Linked DNA regions of Homo sapiens: region 2 is linked to region 1. Evidence: read pairs that join two places in POLR2A ChIA-PET (ENCODE). Cell type or tissue: CD4-positive, alpha-beta T cell. All regions are shown on one strand.

The links. ChIA-PET counts read pairs that join two places held together with the same protein. Peaks named below come from ENCODE experiments on the same cell type or tissue, not always from the same donor. Only the 100,000 strongest peaks of a DNase experiment are listed, where the experiment ranks them.
Region 2: POLR2A ChIA-PET joins it to region 1 with 10 read pairs; 4 of 35 experiments call an interaction of 5 or more read pairs at or near these places.

What each region holds. Positions count from the first base shown.
Region 1 is chr10:74,783,908-74,786,407 of GRCh38, reverse strand. No RefSeq gene overlaps it. Among named protein-coding and RNA genes, the nearest start is that of KAT6B, 41 kb to the left of the region's middle. In CD4-positive, alpha-beta T cell, no CTCF peak of the experiment used is centred here; no DNase peak of the experiment used is centred here.
Region 2 is chr10:75,013,291-75,015,790 of GRCh38, reverse strand. All of the region lies in intron 13 of KAT6B (lysine acetyltransferase 6B), which reads right to left. Among named protein-coding and RNA genes, the nearest start is that of SNORD172, 7.2 kb to the left of the region's middle. In CD4-positive, alpha-beta T cell, no CTCF peak of the experiment used is centred here; a DNase peak (open chromatin) is centred at 1,100; H3K27ac peaks cover 1,469 bases.

The DNA of each region.
Region 1 (2,500 bases):
CTTACATAGCGATCTGTAACTCAACTGGATGTGTAAACAGGCTGTAACTTACTCTTCTATCAAGCATTCAGTTCCAGCCAATCAAAGGTGGCCAGCTGGTCAAACTGTGTTTAAATAAGGCAAACACTCAGCTGGAACCAATCCAGCTATTTCTGCACCTTTCTTCCTTCCATTTTCTATACATCACTTTGCTTTTTCTGTTCCTAAATCTTCGACCATGTGGCAGCACCAGAGTCTCTCTGAACCTATTCTTCTTTCAGGGGCTGTCCAATTTGTGAATCGTTTTTTGGTTAATCAAACTCGTTAAATTCAATTTGTCCAAGGATTTTCCACTAACAGAATGAACTTCTTCGCATCCTGGGACAGAAGGAAGTGCCCCAGCAGGCTTAGAACACCTATCACTGTTTATTGTTTCCTCAACTTCACGGCAAAGCATCAGCTTCACTATTTTACCATTAGCTGAAGTCCAACAGTGCTATTATTATTATTATTTTGAGATGGAGTCTCACTCTGTCACCCAGGCTGAAGTGCAGTGGCGCTATCTCGGCTCACCACAACCTCTGCCTCCCGGGTTCAAGCGATTCTCCCGCCTCAGCTTCCCGAGTAGTTGGGATTACAGGCCCGCGTCACTACGCACGGCTAATTTTTTTGTATTTTTAGTAGAGACGGGGTTTCACCGTGTTGGCCCGGCTGGTCACAAACTCTTGACCTCAGGTTATCTGCCTGCCTCAGTCTCCAAAAGTCCTGGGATTACAGGAGTGAGCCACTGCACCCGGCCTGTGCTATTATTTTTAAAAAATATGCAGTTAGGTAGGATGAATAAGTGTAAGAGATGTAATGTATAGCGTGAGGACTATAGTTAATAATGTTGTATACTAAATATTTGCAAAGACAGGAGATTTTAGGTGCTGTTGTCACACGCACATATACACACAGAAAGTAACTATGGAAGGTGATTGTTTGGAAAAACTCGAGCTATGCTTTACCTCTGCTCTCACACGACCACGAGAACAACAAACATCAACATGGAAGAAGACTTTTGTGACCAAATGTGTATGGGGGGGGTCTCCCCACCACGAAGTGAGCAATCAGTTCTGCAGGGAACACCAGTGGAGTGTCCTCCAATTCGATTCTGACATTACGTACCTGGAGATAGTGTACATAATGTCACAGGTTGGGGGCTCAGTCTTCAAAACTGCCCCCCCTTCAGACACTAGTGGCAAGTCCAGGCCTCTGCAATTTCTGACTGACTGGCTTTGAGTTGGGGCTCCCATGACCCCATCTTTGGGTTCAATTAATTTGCTAGAATGGCTGGCAGAACTCAGGGAAACACATTTACTGGTTTATTATATACTATATTACAAAGAATACAGATGAAGAGATGTGTACATTGAGGTGTGAGGGAAGGAGCTTGGAGCCTCCATGCCCTCTCCAGGAACCTCCATGTGTTCAGCTATCCAGAAGCTCTCAGAAACCTGTCCTCTTGGGTTTTTATAGAGGCTTCATTACATAGGCATGACTGATTAAACCATTGGCCATTGATGATTAACTTGATTTTCAGCCCCTCTCCTCTTCCTGGAGGTTGAGGGTAGAGCTGAAAGTCCCAGCCCTCTAATTATGCCTTGGTCTTCCATCCTGAAACTAATCAGTCAACATTAGCATAGAGAAAGACAGCACTTCATAGCTGAGCATGGTGGCTCCCACTTGCAGTCCCAGCTATCAGGGAGGCTAAGGCAAGACGATCCCTTGAGCCCAGGAATTGGAGGCTGCAGTGAGCTATAATCACACCCCTGCACTCCAGCCTGGGCAATAGAGTAAGACCCCATCTTAAAAAAAAAAAAAAAAGGACAACACTTTGGGGATTTCAAGGATTGTAGGAGTTGTATGCCAGGAAATGGGGATGAAGACTGTGAAAGGAAAATAAATCTTGGGGCCCCCAAATTACTAAACTAAAGGGAAAAGTCAAGCTGGGAACTGCTTAAGGCCTATCTGCCTCCCATTCTATTCAAAGTCACCCCTCTGCTCACTGAGAGAAATGCATATCTGATTGCTTCCTTTGCAGAGGCTAATCAGAAACTCAAAAGAATGCAGCCATTTGTCTCTTATCTACCTATGGCTTAGAAGCCCCTCCCCTCCCTACTTCACATCTTCCCACCTTTGCTTCTAGTTGTCCCGCCTTTCCAGACCAAACCAATATTCATCTTACATATATTTGATTGATGTCTCATATCTCCCTAAAATGTATGAAACCAAACTGTGTTCTAACCACCTTGGGCACATGTCATCAGAACCTCCTGAGGCTGTATCATGGGCGCACATCTTCAACACTGGGAAAATAACCTTTCTAAATTAACTGAGACCTGTCTCAGATTTTCAGCGTTCACATTTTGGTAATCACAAAGGTATTCTGAGTGGAGATGTCCCTGACTTTTGACAAATCTCCTATCGGTGCTTGATACCAGCATGAGCTAATTTTATGGCTCAAACCAATAGGACGATT
Region 2 (2,500 bases), 230 kb before region 1:
AGCTGCTTTTAGGGGATGATAATCTTTGAGGATTACACACTTTTCATCAGACACCTGTTTAGCTCAGCAAATCCTGCTGAAAGGTCTGTATCAGTCGACGGCACTGGGTTTGCAAGCCTGGGAACAGACACGAGGCCAGGGATTTATGGCAGCTTTTGAGCACAGGAAATCTGATGACTCTAACCAAGTTATCTCATGCTTGGAGATGGCAATTCACTGGTTTGTACGCTCATCTGTTCCTGGTTTCTGGTGCAGAGCAGCACTGACCAACTGGATGAATGGCATGTTATCAGTTTAAATAATGACAAATGAACTTGACAGGCTATTTATATCTCCTCGTTTAAATTTTGTGGTGATTTTGCAATTAGTGCAGAAGGATGCTGAACCTTAGTTCTCACATCATTTTAAGAGAACAGCCGTGCTCTAAATGACCTGTGACCTGCCTGATATCTTACTGCTTTCCACTTATTAAAAGATACAGGTGCCTCCTTGGCAAAGACGGAAATTTTGAATTTTTCATATATTTTACTTTTAAGAGATTGGTGTTGAAACAAGTTTAAGACCTCTCTCCCATAAGTCCTATGGGCATGACATAATTATATAAGAACTTGAATAAATGCTGTTTATCAAGATCTCAGTGTGGAGACCTGTGGCATCAACATCACCTGAGAACTTGCTAGAACTTTAAATTCTCAGAACCTATCTCAGACCTGCTGAATCAGGATCTTTGGTGGGGAGAGGCAGAGCCCAGCATCTGTGCTTTCAGAAGTCCCCCAGGTGATTCTGATGTACCCGAGTTTGAAAACCACCACTAGAACCCTGCTCTGAAGCTGCTGGCTTTGATGAGGGTGTGGCCACTTAAGAGACAGTAGGACTGAAGAATCTCAAATAGGTAAGACCTCACTCAGCTCCTTGGATGCAAGATAATTGGAGAATGGACTCGCCAAAGCCCCACCAGACTGAAATTTGGCTAGAGGTCACTGAGTTGCCAAATCGCTTCGTGCAGATGTTCTACACCTCTGCTTCTCAACTTCCATTGTGCAGACAAACTAGTTCTGGTTAACAGCATGGACTCCGGTTCAGTAGGTCAGGGGTGGGGCTTGAGATTCTGCACCTCTAACAACTTCCTGTGCCATGGACCACACTTGAATAGCAATGGTTTATACTTTAAATCGGTAGTTTTCAAATGCTTTGGCCTCAGCACTCAGAGAGCTTTTGCTTTTAAGGGCTCTATCTATTAATTTTACTGAGAAATTTGACAAATATTTATTAATTCATCTAAAAGATAACGATAAACCCATTATGTAACATTTTTTTAAATTAAAAAAAATCCTATACTTTCTAAAATATAAATAAAATTTATAGTGAAAAGAGTGGCATTATTTTACATGTTTTACAAATCTCTTTAACTTCTGGCTTAAGAGAAGCCAGTTAGATTCTCTCTTTCTCTCTTTATTTTGTTCTTTCTTTTTCTTTTTCAAGAAGACAGGGTCTCCCTATGTTGCCCAGGCTGGTCTCAAACTCTCAGGCTCAAGCGATCCTCCCACCTCAGCCTCCCAAAGTGCTGGGATTACAGGCGTGAGCCACTGCACCCAGCTTGCTAGATTTTCATAGATTGCTTTGGTATTGAGTCTGCTGTGATATCACAGGTCATGACATTCTGGAAAACTCCTCTGTATACTCATGAGAAAATGAAAGTAAAAAGGAAAAAGAGTATCTTAGTACTACTTGGAAAATAATTATGACCTTGTAGACTCCCTGAACCATACTTTGAGACCATGTGCACTAAACAAAGATGAGTTTTTTAAAGCTGGGTAACAGGGCACCCGTATTTTAAAACAATATGTCATATATTGCATACAATACGACAGATCGTGAGAGGCTCTATGGGTGGGTGGAAAGCATGGGCTCTGGAGCCAGACTACCCAGAATGGAATCTGGGGTCCACCATGTACCAGCTGTGTGACCTCAGGGATTTTATTTAACCTCTCTGTGCTTCAGATCCCTCATCCATAAGATGTGAATAATAACTGTACCTAACTGTTACAGTTCTGGTAAGGATTGAGTTAATATGAAACATGCAGAACAGTGCTTGACGCATCACAGTAATCCTAATAAGTGTTAGCTATGATTATTATTCAACATACTGAATGAATCAAGTCTCAAGGTGATCATTTGGGTAACTAAACATCCTTAAGGTAGGGGAAAGAAATAAAATTTGGACAGAAGGGAAACAACAGAGACAGACTGCTCTATAGAATCAGATTGAGAAAAGCTAACTTTGTTTTCCTACTTTTGCCTGAGGAACCTAAAAACCATTCCATGAACTCAGACAGAAGCTCTCCTCTCATCCCACCCTTCCTTCCTCTCCCCTCCCCCCAGCTAACCACCCAGATATCAATTGAATTAAAGAAAGAGGCTATGAAAAAAAATTCTGCCTCAGGAGTGGTCTTAAGAAATGGCAACAAAGTTCCCAGCAAACACAGTTCTGTGCCCCCAA